2 separate regions of the Homo sapiens genome follow, and region 2 is linked to region 1. A link is a contact called in ENCODE Hi-C or POLR2A ChIA-PET data. All regions are on one chromosome and are shown on one strand. Each heading gives the region's core, a stretch centred on a gene start or an enhancer-like site at or near the end of the contact. The rest is flanking DNA. Distances are from core to core; before and after follow the strand shown.

Region 1 (7,765 bases), core at 2,757-5,256:
TGAAAGAAGCAATCTAACCACACTTCCGAAGAGAAACTATGCTATGCTGGGCACCACTTGCATCCCCAGTTGGCTTGGGATCTCCAAAGCCTGGAGACTGGTGTGGCTAAGTCGCCAAAACAGCAAAGATGGCAGCCTGCCCCTCCCCCGAGGAGCTCTGTCCCAGGAAGTCTTCAAATCTCTGTCAGCCAGAGAACATCGACAGGAGTGGCTGGAGGCCACAGTTGGGAGGTCCTGCCCAGTGAGAAGGAATGGATTAGGGACCCTCTTAAAGAAGCAGTCTGGCCATATTTTGGTAAAGCAGCTGTGCCACGTTGGGAGATCCTTTCAGCCCCCAGTTGGTTTGAGCTCCCCAAAGCTGAAAGGCTGGAATGGCTGGGATGCCCAAACAGCAAAGGTGGCAGCCCTCTCCACCATCCAGGCACCCTGTCCCAGGGAGAGATCAAAATTTTATGGGCTGTAGAAAATGGGCAGAGGTGGCTGAAGGCCTTGTTTGGGAAGACCCACCCAGTGAGGAGGAATGGATAGGAGTCCTGCTTAAAAAAACAGTCTGGCCACGTTTTGGCAGAGCAGCTGTGCTGTGCTGGGGGATCCTTTCCACACCTGGTGGGTTTGGACTCTCCAAAGTCTACAGGCTGGAACAGCTGAGTCGTCCAAACAGCAAAGGTGGTGCCCCTCACCCCCACCCCAGCCACCCCCAGAACTCCACCTTGTCTCAGGTAGGTGCTACACTGTTGCCCGTGGCTGGCTGGAATTCCAAGCCAGTTGGTCTTATCTGGTGAGGTGCTGTGGAAGTGAGGCCCACAGACCAATGCTGCTCAGCTCCCTGGATTCAGCCTCCTTCCTAGGGGTATGTACAGACCTCCTGCCTTGCCTGAATGGCGGTCACCTTTGCTGGGGTTCCGGAGCCTGAGTATGTAAAGCTCCTGGGTGTCTGTGCATGCCTGAGCAGCTGCTCTGCCAATAATCCAATGCAGCTCTGTGTGTAAGACCCAAAGGCCTGGTGGAGTGGGTTCACAGGGGATCTCCCGATCCAAAGGTTGCAAAGATCGGTGGGAGAAGCATCATTCCCCAGGTTTGCACATTCACTCACCACTTCCCTGGTGGGGGGAGGGGAGGGGGTTTCCTTTGGGTCTGTGTTGCTCCTATGTAGGCCATTGCCCTGCCCTGCTTTCCTCTATCCTCTGTGGGTCGAGCTGATTCCTTAATCAGTCCCAATGCAAGTATCTGGATGTTTCAGATAAAGGTTTTGAAGTACCCACCCCTTTGTTCCTCTCTGAGAGAGCCATGCCCCATACCTGCTTCTAGTTGGCCATCTTTGAAAATAAAATTAAGAAAACAATTTCATTTACAAGCACATCAAAAAGAGTAAAATACTTAAGAAAAAATTTAACAAAGAAGTGAAAGACTTGCAGCCTAAAAAGTATAAAGAAATTAAGGAAGACCTAAATAAATGAAAAAAATCCCATGTTCATGGACCAAAAGACTTTGTTAGAATGGCAATACTCCCTAAATTGATTTACAGATTCAATGAAATTCCTATTAGAATCCCAGCTGGTTTCATTGCAGAAATTGATAACCTAAAATTCATATGGAAAAGAGAGAGATGCAGATTAGTCAAACAATGTTTAAAAAGACAGATAAAGTTGGAGCAGTCACAACTCCCAATTTCAAAATTTGCTATAAAGCTACAGTAATCGAGACAGTGTGGTACTGTCATAGGACAGACACAGAGATTGATAAAATAGAATTGATAGTCTAGAAATAAACCATTACATTTATGATGAATTGATTTCCAACAGAGGTGCTAAGACAGTTCAATGGTGGAAAAAATAGTCTTTTCAACAAATGATGCTGGGAAAACTAGATATCCATATAAAAAATGAAGCTGGATCCCTACCTCACACCATATGCAACAATTAGCTCAAAATGGATCAGATCTAAATGTTGCAGCTAAAACTATAAAAGTCTTAAAAGAACATATACGAATAAATCTTTGTATACTTGAATTATGCAATGGTTTCTTAGATATGGCACCAAAGACACAATTGACAAAAGAAAAATAAATCAATTGAACCTCCACATTTAAAACTTTGCGCTTCTTTTGCCAGAGATTCAGGTTTTAAAAAACAAAAAGCCTTTGTGCTTCAAAGGACGCTATCAAGAAAGTGAAAAGATGATCCATAGTAAGGGAGAAAATATTTACAGATATGTATCAGATAAGGGATTGTAACCAGAATATATAAAGAAGTCTTACAACTCAATAATAAAAAATAAATAACCCAATTTTTTAAATGGGCAAAGGATTTGAATAGAAATTTCTCAAAAAATAATACAAATGGTCAATAAGAGCATGAAAAGATGCTCAGCATAGGTAGTCATTAGGAAAACGCATATCAAAACTACAAAGAGGCCGGGCATGGTGGCTCATGCCTGCAATCCCAGCACTTTGGGAGGCCGAGGCTGGCAGATCACCTTAGGTTAGGAGTTTGAGACCAGCTTGGCCAACATGGTGAAACCCCGTTTCTACTAAAAATACAAAAATTAGCCAGGCATGGTGGCACGTGCCTGTAGTCCCAGCTACTTGGGAGGCTGAGGCAGGAGAATCACTTGAACCCAGGAGGTGGAGACTGCAGTAAGCCAAGATCGTGCCACTGCACTCCAGCCTGTGCAACAGAGTAAGACTCCATCTCCAAAAAAAAAAAAGAAAAAAGAAAAAAAACACAATGAGATACCACTTTACAGCCACTAGGATGGCTAGAATCAAAAGAATGGACAATAGTAAGTTTTGTTGACAATGTGGAACCCTCACGCATTGTTGATGGGAACAAAATGGTGTAGTCACTTTGGAAAACAGTTTGATAGTTCGTCAAAATGTTAAATATATAATTACCATATGACTCAACAATTTCACTTCTAGGTATATACCCAAGAGAAATAAAGCATATGTCCACACAAACACTTGCACATAAATATTTATAGCAGCATCATTCATAATAGCTAAAAGGGAAAACAGCCCAAACATCCAACTGATGACAGACAAACAAAATGTGGCATATCCATACAATGGAATGTTATTCAGCCATAAAAAGGAATGGGGAATGGATCCATACCACCACATAGGTAACCTTGAAAACACTAACTGAAAGAAGCCAGATGTGAAGGTCACATATTGATACTTCTATTTATGTGAAATGTTCAGAATAGGAAAATCTATAGAGCCAGAAAGTAGATTTGTGGTTGCCAGGGGCTTTCGATGACAGGAGGGGAGGGGAGCAGTCATTGCTAGTGATTACAGGGTTCTTGAGAGGGAGTGAGAAAAAATGTTCTAAAATGTATTGTGGTGATGGTTGCATAACTCTGTGAACATACAAAAACCATTGAATTCTATACTTTAAAAAGGTAAATTTTATGGGATGTGGATTATAGCTCAATAAAGCTGTCATTAAGAAAGGAAAAGGAAGGGAGGGGAGAAGAGGGAAAGGGGAGGGAGGGGAGGGGAGGGGAAGGGGGGAGAAAAAAGATACATCGTGGCATATCTCTTCCCTTTTACCTGTCATTATGTGTCAGTGCCTCCCATTGGCCTAAACTACCCAGAAGCCAGAGGGAAAGCCATTTGGGACTATATTCCACTGTGACACTGAGCAGAGCAAGGGAAGGATGGGGACACTTCTCTCACACATCTCTGACTCCCCAACATCTAACCCATGGCCTGGCATGTGATATTCATGCTATAAATATTTGTTGAATCAGTAAATGGCCCCTCATCTAGATTCTGCCAGGCAGCGCAGGGGGCTTTTTGAATGTAAATGACCTAATGATTCAGGATCCTATGACCAGCGACTGTCACCCTCTGTCACCTTTCTTCTGCCCCTTTATCTCTGAAGGCATTGAAGGGGCCCTGCATGAGTCAGGGAGGGCTGGGGGGAGGAGCAAGGGTGGGAGGGGCAGGGAAGAGGGTGGCTTCTCCGACAACTTAAAAGGGGCTTGAACCACTTCCTCCCCAGACAGGGGTAGTGCGAGGCCGGGCACAGCCTTCCTGTGTGGTTTTACCGCCCAGAGAGCGTCATGGACCTGGGTGAGTGAGCCTCTTCATGTGAGAAGGAACAGTACCAGGGTCTTGGACACCCAGACTGACCCTGTGGAATGGGGGTGGAGGATGCGGGTGGAGCGCATAGGGGTGCTTCCTGGAGAAATCAGTTCTGATTTGGTGGGCATTGGAAGCTACTTCCAGAGAATGCCCCCTGCTGTCCCAGGAGGGGTGCACCTGCCCTTTCAGACCTGGAGAAGGGGTCAGCCTTTGGTGCCAGTGGGGACAAGGGAGGGGCCGAGATCATGTCTTTCTAAAACAGCAGGGACATAAGAGAGTGGCGGGGCTGGGCTTGGTGGTCTGGCAGAACCTGTTCTCATCATGAGGGTGATAGGTTAGGCCCTCTGGGACCTCTGGGGACAGGTTTCAACAGAGAAATTCTCCCTAGAGAGCTTAGGACCTTTTACCCACTCTCTGATTCCCACCTTTCTCCCCTGCCAAATATTCATATACCTGTCCACTTGGGGTCATGAGGAGATGCAAATGAAACGTGACTGGGTTGTGAGAATGGTGCGGTGCATTGCAAATGCAAGCTCTGGTTGCTTTCTCTCTGCTGCACATCCCACCTGCTTTGATCTGGCTTTGCTGTTGCCTCTTGCAAGTTAAGGAACGGGCAGGCAACATGGAATGGGATGGCAAGGGGCACTCAGCTTGGAGAAATCATAGCCAGGCCTTCAGCACAGCCCCTGCCCCTGAGCAAACCTCACGCACTCTGCCCCGGCAGATAACTCTACTCTTTAGAAAGCCCTTTCTCAGGTCTAACCTAGAAGGGGTCAAGGGGAAGCACTGAGGGTGTTCTGAGTGGTTCATCCAGCTCCAGACGCCCCCTTTATAAATCTCAGCTGTGGAGTCAGACCAGGCTGAGGCTAAGAAGACCAGGTTCCTAGATGGCTTGTCTCACCAGCAAACAATGCACCACGGCGGCCTCAAAGCCGCAAAGGGTTGGCTTTAAAAAGTGAAGGTTCCCTGGTGCTGTCCTCACACCCCTCCTCGCCACACCACAGCCTCCTTGATTTCATCTCTTACTTTCCCGCCTGCCCTGAACGCTGGATCTGGACCCAGCAAACAGCTGTGAAAGGGTTAAAGTGGTCACCCCACCCACTGACTGTGAACTCCTGAAAGGCAGGTTCAGGTGCTTTGAGGATGTGAGGAGAAAATGTCTGCGGAATGAATGAATACACCGTATCAAGAACTCCGTAGAGTTTAGTTTTTGAAAATCTCTTCCAAATGCCTCATTTCCCAGCCAATCTACCCTTAAATCCCACTCCCCTGCACCCCCTCCACCACCCCCCATCACAATCCCACAGTACAGACGTCACCCACAGAAGACCCTGCTCCAGCCTTTCATACTGGCCTCCAGGAAGGAAACCAAGCAGTGCCCAGTGGTGTGCTACTGGGCATTTGAAAAGCAGCTCCCCGGGGTGGAGCACTGGTAGCTGACTCCAGGGTGGAGGGAAAGTCCTGAATTTGTAGTGCTTGCCAATTTCCATGGTGTAAATTCTCCCACCCTGGCTGATTGATTTCAAGCCATCTACATGACTGAACAGGGGGTTGGGAAGATGTGCAGAGTGTCTTACCCCAGACTAGGTTTAGGGGTGCTAGACTCCTAGGCTTTGATGCAGGGAGAGAGGGTAATCTCTGGTCCAGGAAGAAGGGATATTCTTGCCACTTCACTCAACTTGAGAGAGCCCCAACGGTCAAACCCGAAATACTGGTAGGAGGGGAAGCCGCTGACAAGCTTTACTCAAAACGGGCTCTCTGGGCCGTTGATGGGGTGGGTGGGCCTTGGAGGATCTGTTGTTCTGCTCTTCATCTGCCCAGCAAGGAGCAAGAGGTGGGTGAGGAGGGAGGGTTTCTGTTACACAAAATGAAAACTCCCAAGCAGGGCTGAGCTGGCCTTTTTCACGGTTTGAATGAGCAGCTCTGAGGCACCCTCCCCACCTTCGAGCAATGAGACCGAAGATCTTTCATAATTCTCAAAAGCAAAGCAAGGAAAAAATGAACCCATGAGAGATGTGTGCCTCACAGCTCGGACATAAATGGTGGCAAAGGGGGATGCTGAAGCTAATTCAGGGCCAGTTTCTTGCCTGCCAGAAACTTGGCTGGGGAGGAGAGGAACGCTGCAGCCTGGGGTCGCTGTTGGAAAAAATCTCTCCTCTTTGCTTCGGACATTCAGGCAACTCTCATTGTTTGAGGGATTCAGGGATGACCAGTCTGGTGGGGAGAGTGACACATATGTCACAAAGCCACTGCAACAGAATAAGATACAGCATTGACCAGGGCAAGGGCAAGACAAGAAGGGAATAGTGAACCTGGGTCAGAGAGGTATTTAAGGTGGGTTTTCAAGGGTGTGTAGGAGTTGTCAAGCCCAACAAGGAGCTGCAATGGGCCCAGGATGTGGCAGGAATGGCAAACTCCATTGCCATCAGAGGCCGACAAGGTAATAGAGGGAATGGGCATAAGGTGCAGGAAGTGGAGGGGAGTAGAGTGACCCAGAGGGTGCATGCCCCACCTAAAGGCATTCAAATCTATTATTTCAAAAACTCCATGCTGACAAGCAGAGTGTCCTGGGGACTAAGGCTGCAGCCGTGTAGATGGTCAGCTGAGACAACAGTAACAGAGACAAGAAAGAAGCAAGCGGAGGGGAGGGTGGAGTAGCTGGCCATGCCAAGGAGGAAGATGAGGAGGAAGGACGCAGGCACAGGAGACCCAATCCTTAAAACGTGGTACGGCATCCCTAAGGAATTTGAACTTTATCCTGAAAACAATGGGGACCCATCAAAGATTTTTATTTTTCAAGTAGGTGAATTAAAGGATGAGATTTGTGTTTTGGAAGGAGTTCTGTGGCAGCAAAGAGGCAGCAAAGCCCGTGTCAGAACAGAGGTGGGGCCGGCTCTTTTGGGGGCCGGGATGTTGGGGGATGGAAGCAGGAAGCACTGGTGGCCAGTGGGGCATGGGGAGCAAAGATTCCCCTCATGCTCCGTGGAGCGTCCTAGATGCAGCAGGCTCATCAGAAACACAGCCTGATGCAGTAGCCAGAGCCCAAACCTTGCTATCCTGTTCAAATCTCAGGTCCCTCTCTTAGCAGCTGTGTGGCCCCAGGCATTTGGCTTAATCTCTCTGGGCCTCTATTTTCTGGAATCTAAGATGAGGATCACCAGGGTAGCTCATGAGATGTTATGAGGGAGAGACACATACAGACCCAGTGGCCGCACAGAAGGATGGTTAGGAGTGTGGTTGCTGGAGTTGGAGGGTTTCAAAGCCTGCTCCCCTGCTGGCCATTGTGTGACTCTGAGAAAGTTACTTGCTGTGTTTCAGTTTCTCATTGGTAAATGGGGATAATAGTAGCGCCTACCTCATGGGGCTTTTGAGAGGATGAAATGAGACCATACATGCAGACAGTGTGGCACGCAGTGAGAGCTCAGTGAATATGAATTATCTCATTGGATACAGCAGTTGATAACATAGAAAATGCAAGGTCTACCAGGCTCTCACCCATCCCTGCCTACTGTCTGAAAGTGGATTCCCCAGATCTCTAGACCTCTCACCACCTCCCTGCTTCTCCTCTGCCTCCCTTATCCAAAAAAAAAGAGAGAGAGAGAAAAGTTGTGTTGGCAGGTGAGGAAGTTCAAAGAGGAAAAAGCTTGGGGTCGCTCTTGGGGCGAGCTGATTGGG
Region 2 (7,765 bases), core at 3,960-6,459, 1.8 Mb before region 1:
AGACAAGGCCAGGCATGGTGGCTCACGCCTGTAATCCCAACACCTTAGGAGGTTGAGGTGGGAGGATTGCTTGAGCCTGGGAGTTTTGAGACCAGCTTGGGCAACATAACAAGACACCATCTCTACAGAAATTTTTTTTAAAAACTAGCTGATTGTGGTGGCATGCACCTGTAGTCCCAGCTACTCAGAAGGCTGAGGTGAGAAAATTGTTTGAGCCTGGGAGGTCGAAGCTGCAATAAGCCGTGATTGCGCCACTGCACTCCAGCCTGGCGGACAGAGTGAGAGCCAGTCTCAAAAAAAAAAAAAAAAGACTCAGGCTAATGTGCCTTCTGTTACAGAAATAGTAACGACCTCCCCTTCGCCCCCCGCCGACAGAGAGCCTTCACCCAGGCTCTGAAGCCTTTGTTCCGTTGTTTCCTAGAATAAATGCTTTCCTTGATGAATACATTAGTTTTAAGGTGCCACAGTTCAGTCCACATCTCCATGGTCTGCTGCTGATTTTTATTCTCTTTCTCTCCTACTTATAGAGCAGGTATCTTGAGAAGCCAATGGAGATTGCCCGGATTGTGGCCCGGTGCCTGTGGGAAGAATCACGCCTTCTACAGACTGCAGCCACTGCGGCCCAGGTGAGACCTGAGACAAAACAAATCCCTGGTCTGGGAGGAATGGAAAATCAAACAACTTTATAATGAGATAAATTATTAGATCTACTAAAAAAGAAGGAAAAGAAATTAAATAGATCAATAATCATAAAAATACATTGAAAAACTCTAAAAAAAAAGAAAGTTCCACCCCCCAAAATACATTGAAAAACTCTAAAAAAAAGAAAGTTCCACCAAAAGAATCCAACAGACCCAATGGTTTAAAAGTTTTGTTTTGTTCTGACAAATTTTCTTTGTTTTTCTTTTTTTTTTTTTCTGAGACAGAGTTTTGCTCTTGTTACCCAGGCTAGAGTGCAATGGCGCGATCTTGGCTCACTGCAACCTCCACCTCCAGGGTTCAAGTGATTCTCCTGCCTCAGCCTCAAGAGTAGCTGGGATTATAGGCGTGTGCCACCACACCCAGCTAATTTTGTATTTTTAGTAGAGACGGGGTTTCTTCATGTTGGTCAGGCTGGTCTCGAACTCCTGACCTCAGGTGATCCGCCCGCCTCAGCCTCCCACAGTGCTGGGATTACAGGCGTGAGCCACTGTGCCCGGCCTGTTCTGACAAACTTTCATAGTACAGATTATTCCAATATCATTCAAACTTTTCCAAAGTATAGGAAAACAAGGGATGTTTTCAGCTTATTTTATGAGGCTGGAAAAATCCTCATATCAAAACCTAAAAAACAGCCAGGTGTAGTAGCTCACGCCTGTAATCCCAGCACTTTGGGAGGCTGAGACGGGCAGATTGCCTGAGCCTCAGGAGTTCGAGACCAGCTGGGGCAATGTAGCGAGACCTCATCTCTCTTTTTTTTTTTTTTTGAGACAGAGTCTCTCTCTGTCGTCCAGGCTGGAGTGCAGTGGTGCCATCTTAGCTCACTGCAACCTCCGCCTCCCAGGTTCAAGCGATTCTCTTGCCTCAGCCTCCCGACTAGCTGGGACTACAGGTGTGTGCCACCAAGCCTGGCTAATTTTTTGTATTTTTTTTAGTAGAGATGGGGTTTCACCTTGTTAGGCAGGATGGTCTTGATCTCCTGACTTCATGATCCACCGGCCACAGCCTCCCAAAGTGCTGGGATTATAGGCATGAGCCACCACGCCCAGCCTTTTTTTTTTTTTTGAGACAGAGTCTTGCTCTGTTGCCAGGCTGGAGTGCAGTGGCGTGATCTCAGCTCACTGCAACTTCTGCCTCCCAGGTTCAAGCTATTCCCCTGCCTCAGCCTCCCAAGTAGCTGGGACTACAGGCGCGCGCCACCACACCCAGCTAATTTTTTGTGTTTTTAGTAGAGATGGGGTTTCACTGTGTTAGCCAGGATGGTCTCGATCTCTTGACCTCGTGATCCGCCCGCCTCGGCCTCCCAAAGTGCTGGGATTACAGGCGTGAGCAACCGCACCTGGCTTAATTAAGGATCTTTCTAAACACAAGAAAGAATATTTATCAGAAACCAAAGGGAGCATGATGCACAGTGGTGAAACACTATTCTCAGTAAAAACAGCAAAAGATAAGGATGTCTTTTACCATTGATACTTTTCTGAGGGATCCAGCCTATGCAAAAAGAAAAAGAAATGAGGGTACAAATATTGGAAAGCAAGGGACAGAACTCTTATTATTTACAGATAGATAGGTCTTCCTCGAAGATCCAAGAGAAACAAAACTAACAATAACAATTGGAACTAGCAAGGTTTAGAAAGGCCATTGTATACAAGATAAATATTTTTAGAATCTGCAGTTCCCCTAATCAGTAGCAGCAGTAACCTGTTAGAAGATGTAATGAAAGTAAAGATCTGGGCCAGGCACGATGTCTCACGCCTGTAATCCAAGCACTTTGGGAGGCCAAGGTGGGCAGATCATGAGGTCAAGAGATTGAGACCATCCTGGCCAACATGATGAAACCCCATCTCTACTAAAAATACAAAAATTAGCTGGGTGTGGTGGTACGCGCCTGTAGTCCCAGCTACTCGGGAAGCTGGGGCAGGAGAATCGCTTGAACCTGGGAGGCGGAGGTTGTAGTGAACCAAGATTGCGCCACTGCACTCCTGGGCGACAGAGCGAGACTCCGACTGAAAAAAAAAAAAAAAAAAAAAGAAAGATCTGATTCATAGTAGTAAAACTAAATGTATGCAATTTGCATATACTATTGGTATGTATGGGAAAATATCTGGAAACACATATACTAAATCATTAAAGTAGTCGGTCATAGGAGACTTTTTTACTTTCTGTGAGGGGTTTTACCGTCTTTAATATCCTATAATCAGGGACATTTTTTCTTTTTCTCCGTGACCCCCTGCTTTTTAAAAAATTGTGGTGAAATACACATAACATTACATTTCAAATTTACCTTTGTAACCTTTGTTTTTTTTTTTTTTTTTTGAGACAGTCTCACTCTGTCACCCAGGCTGGAGTGCAGTGGTGTGATCACAGCTCACTGCAGCCTCAACCACCTGGGCCCTAGCGATCCTCCTGCCTCAGCCTTATGAGTAGCTGGGACTACAGGCACATGCCACCATGCCCAGCTAATTTTTTTTTTTTTTTTTTTTGGTAGAGATGGGCTCTTGCCATGTTTCCCAGGCTGGTGTTGAACTCCTGGGCTCATCAACTGATGAGAAAGAGCTCTCCAGGCAGAAAGAAGATCATGTTCAAAGACAGAAACAGAAATGTGTATTCTTGGGAGAAGTGTAGAAAGTTCAGCATCTGATTGGGTCGGGGAAGACAAGCTAGTCAAGGCCACATGATGTTTTAATTAGTCATGCCTAACAGTGGGGCCCTGGAAGAGCAGTTTACCACAAGGGGCCAACTGCTTCGGTTTGAACCCGCAGCCCTGCCACTTGCTCTGTAACCTTAAGTAAACAATTTTTACTCTCTCTGTTCCTCCAATGGGAGTGATAACAATACCTTCTTCATAGAATTAATTCATACATGTAAAATGCTTAGAACAGTATCTGACACATAAATGCAAAATAATTTAACTGCTTTCTGCTGCTGCTGACATCACTATCATCACCCTCACCATTACTGTAGGAAATGGGGACCCAGTGAAGAATTTTTTTTTTTTCTTTTGAGACAGAGTCTCACTCTGTCACCCAGGCCGGAGTGCAGTGACGCGATTTCGGCCCACTGCAACCTCTGCCTCTCAGGTTCAAGCGATTCTCATGTCTCAGCTTCCCAAGTAGCTGGGATTACAGGCATGAGCCACCACACTGGGCTAATTTTTTGTATTTTTAGTGAGATAGGGTTTCACCATATTGGCCAGGCTGGTCTCAAACTCCTGACCTCAGGTGATCCATCCACCTCGGCCTCCCAAAGTGCTGGGATTACAGGCATAAGCCACTGTGTCCGGCCCTAGTGAGGAATTTTAAGCAGAAAACTGATATGCTCAGGTGTGAGCGAGGTGGTAGGTAACACTTACTGTGCAGTGCCCTGTAGCCCAAGAGGTTAGCACACAGGCATTTGCTCAGGCAGCACTAGGATTTTCTGCTGTGGAAAACCTTTGTATTTTATCCTGCTCCACAAGATAAAAATAAGTGGTTTAAGTCAATTTGGATAGAGGCTCCAACTTACCATGGGAGGTAGGAAAGCCAAAGTTATCCCAAGGATGTTTTCAATCGTACGGATTAGGGGTCTGCAAACTGTGAGCGTGGCCCAAATCCAGCCTGCTGCTTGTTTTTGTAAATGAGGTTTTTTCGGAACCCAGCCACACTCATTTATTTATGCATTATCTGTGGCTGCTTTGGTGCTGCAGTGGCAGGGCTATTTGTGGCAGGGACTGTATGACCCAGGAAACCAAAAATATTTACCCTCTGTCCCTTAGAGAAAAAGTTTGCAACCCCTGATATAAAGCTATAAGTTGGTTATTTGTGGCCTCAACCCAGGCCTCACTGCTATTTTTTCTGTTTACAATACCTGGCATGCTCTTAAGTGTCTAGAATTGGTTAAAGATAGAAGAGTGGATGTAATCCCTGCTACCAAGGGCTGTCAGGCTAGTTGGGATTATAAGTACACAAACACTCAAAGTGAGAAAAACACAGAAAAGGATGTGTGTCATTTTGTCTAAGGAAGTTGAATAAGATTTCTCAGGAAAAGAAACATTTGAACTGAATTTGAAGGTGAGTGAGTTCAGGTGTGTTTGGGCTGAAGCCCAGGCCATGCTGAGTGGATAGCGGGTGGGAAGAGAGTGTGGAAACACACTGCATGCAGGGAAGAGTTGGGAGTCTGGGGTGACCAAGGCACAGGGAGGGAAAGTTGAAGTTATCAATTGTGTGAAACAGCTTTCTGTGTTGGCCTGAGATGTTTATAGCTGGAAGCAGTGGGGAGCCAATACAGTTTTTTACGAAGGTATTAGAGGTGGGTTTCTGTGGGTGATCGTTAATCATGTTTTCTCCCTTTAAGTGTAGTCCTGCTTGAGAAATAGACATGAGAAAGGAATGAAGGTTAAAACATCAGCTGTATTGTTGGTAAAACTAGAATGGAAAGTGTGGCTTGAGCTGGTAACCATAGGGGCTTTCCAATGCCTGTGCCCTGAGTTAGATCTTGGGGTAGAGAGACTGGATGTGCAGAGCAGCACCCCCACCCCACCCCAGCCATCCATATGGAGCTTCAGCTGCCATAGACCAACAAGGCAGAGGGATAGGCCTCTAGACCTGCTTCTAGAAACCAGGCTGCTGCTCTTGCTTATGGTGGGCCCTAGGAAGGCAAGAGTGAGAGGAGGGAGGCACCAGCTTAGGTGCTGGGTTCTTTGAAGATCTGTGTGTACACAGAGTCTTTCTCTCCATCTTACCAATCAGATGAGTCACTGTCACTGTGGGAAGAAGTAGGGGCATGGGTCACCTTCCCAAAACTTCTAAGAAGTTTGTATTCTGTGGGCTTGGATAGGGACCATGGGAAAGGAAGAGAATGGTTGCCCATAAAACTGGCTGTAGTGTGGCCTCAAACTTCTGGACTTAAATGATCCTCCCACCTCAGCCTCCCAAGTAGCTAGAACTACAGGTATATGCCACCATGCCCAGCTAGTTAAAAAAAAATTTTTTTTTTTTTTTGGTTGAGATGAGGTCTCTTTCTATGTTCCCTGGGCCGGTCTCAAACTCCCAGCCTCAAGTGATCCTCCTGCCTTGGTTTCCCAAAGTGCTAGGATTATAGGTGGGAGCTACCATGCCTAGCCCAAGCCTGTAATTTTTTTTTTTTTTTTTTGAGATGGAGTTTCACTTTTGTTGCTCAGGCTGGAGTGCATGGCGCAGTCTTGGCTCACCACAACCTCCACCTCCCGGGTTCAGGCGATTCTCCTTCCTCAGCCTCCCGAGTAGCTGGGATTACAGGCATGCACCACCAAGCTCAGCTAACTTTGTATTTTTAGTAGAGATGGGTTTCTCCGTGTCGGTCAGGCTGGTCTCAAACTCCTGACCTCAGGTAATCTGCCCACCTTGGCCTCCCAAAGTGCTGGGATTACAGGCATCAGCCACCGCACCTGGCACGAACCTGTAATTTTTAAGTTTCATATGCTATTTATTTTTTGTTATTTCTTTAATTCATTCATTCATTTATTCATTCGAGATGGGGCCTCACTATGTTGACTAGGCTAGTTTTGAACTCCTGGCCTCAAGCAGTCCTCCCACTTCAGCCTTCCCAAGTGCTGATATTATAGGTGTGAGCTGCTACATCCAGCCTTCTTTCTTCTTTTTCTTTTTCCATGTGCTATTTGACATTTTCCAAGGTACCAGCCTCCCCTTCTCCCCAAGATAATATCTTTTAATATGGAATTTCATCCCTAGGGCAGGACTTTTTTTTTATTATCCCTCAGAAATATACTGGACACCACGTTTAAGTAGACATCCAACATCTGCTGTCATAAATTGTTTTGAATTTTTTGACATACTTGCCCATGAGGTTTTTGAAGGCATAGACCATGTCTTAGCTGAACATGTGGTCTCTTAGTGCCATAAAGGGGGTTTATGGTATGACCTGTGTAGTGTCACCTGTGTAGTGACAGCACCACTGCCTCTGTTTCCCTTCCTCTTGTGATGGCAGCAGCGTCTCAAGCCAAACAAGAAGGGTAGTTAGGGTGGGATGGAAGCTGGGTAGAGGTATTCCTCTCCCCATAGTTCTGTGTTCACATGTGCATTGACCTCCTTTTTGGCAGCAAGGGGGCCAGGCCAACCACCCCACAGCAGCCGTGGTGACGGAGAAGCAGCAGATGCTGGAGCAGCACCTTCAGGATGTCCGGAAGAGAGTGCAGGTGATGCAAGTTACAAGCCTCGGGCAGGGAGCTTTCATTAATTTTTTTTTTTTTTTTTGAGACAGGGTCTTGCTCTGCCACTCAGGCTGGGCTGCAGTGGCATGATCACAGCTCACTGCAGCCTCGACCTCTCAGGCCCAAGCGATCCTCCTACCTCATCCTCCCAAGTAGCCGGGACCACAGGCATGCACCACCACGCCCAGCTAATTAAAAAAAAAAAATTTGTAGAGATGGGGGTCTCCCTGTGTTGTCCAGGCTGATCATGAACTCCTGGGCTCAAGTGATCCTCCCAACTCAGCCTCTCAAAGTGCTGGCATTACAGGCGTGAGCCACTGCACCTGGCCAACAGGGAGCCTTCTCTTGGGGATACTGCCTGCAGGTCCTGCATGTATCTTTTTTGAGGTTTTGGCTTCATTTGAATTCTCCTCAGAAACTTTATATTTTCTGTTCCCAAGGAAATCTTTCTTTACTTCTGTTTTTTTGTTTGCTTATTTTAAACAGGATCTAGAACAGAAAATGAAAGTGGTAGAGAATCTCCAGGATGACTTTGATTTCAACTATAAAACCCTCAAGAGTCAAGGAGGCAAGTGAATATTAGAGATGTTAAAATCTCTAGAAAGTGAGTTTGTGTTGTTGAGTTGAAAGACTCATTTGTCTTAACTCTGTTTAGATCTTAAGGCGGGCGGGGCGCAAGGGAGGTACGGGTCCTCAAAGGAGCCTGGTCATTAAGGACAGGAGTATTCCCTCAGGTCCAGGAGTATTCCCTCAGGTCCAGGAGTATTCCCTCAGGTCAAGGAGTATTCCCTCAGGTCAAGGAGTATTCCCTCAGGTCCAGGAGTATTCCCTCAGGTCCAGGAGTATTCCCTCAGGTCCAGGAGTATTCCCTCAGGTCCA

Evidence for each region. Hi-C counts contacts between places; a loop is a spot of excess contacts on that map. ChIA-PET counts read pairs that join two places held with the same protein, here RNA polymerase II (POLR2A). Pooled maps may share reads with other maps.
Region 2: a loop to region 1 is called in a pooled map, with 2.2 times the contacts of the local background. The contact joins the enhancer-like site here to the promoter of CCR7 in region 1. A Hi-C loop is called at or near these places in 1 of 50 pooled maps. POLR2A ChIA-PET finds 5 or more read pairs at or near these places in 2 of 52 experiments (GM10248 and activated T-cell).

The regions. Positions count from the first base shown.
Region 1 is chr17:40,561,713-40,569,477 of GRCh38, reverse strand. CCR7 (C-C motif chemokine receptor 7) reads left to right here and starts at 4,006. Exons shown (of 3, transcript NM_001838.4): 1 at 4,006-4,078. The coding sequence starts at 4,069. RefSeq lists an enhancer at 4,451-5,367.
Region 2 is chr17:42,338,420-42,346,184 of GRCh38, reverse strand. STAT3 (signal transducer and activator of transcription 3) reads left to right here. Exons shown (of 24, transcript NM_139276.3): 4 at 528-626; 5 at 6,776-6,871; 6 at 7,373-7,454. Among named protein-coding and RNA genes, the nearest start is that of STAT3, 46 kb to the left of the region's middle. RefSeq lists a silencer at 2,734-2,803. Within about 2 kb of position 5,209, at least 3 of the 41 ENCODE cell types and tissues checked have a DNase peak (open chromatin) inside an H3K27ac peak, as active enhancers do.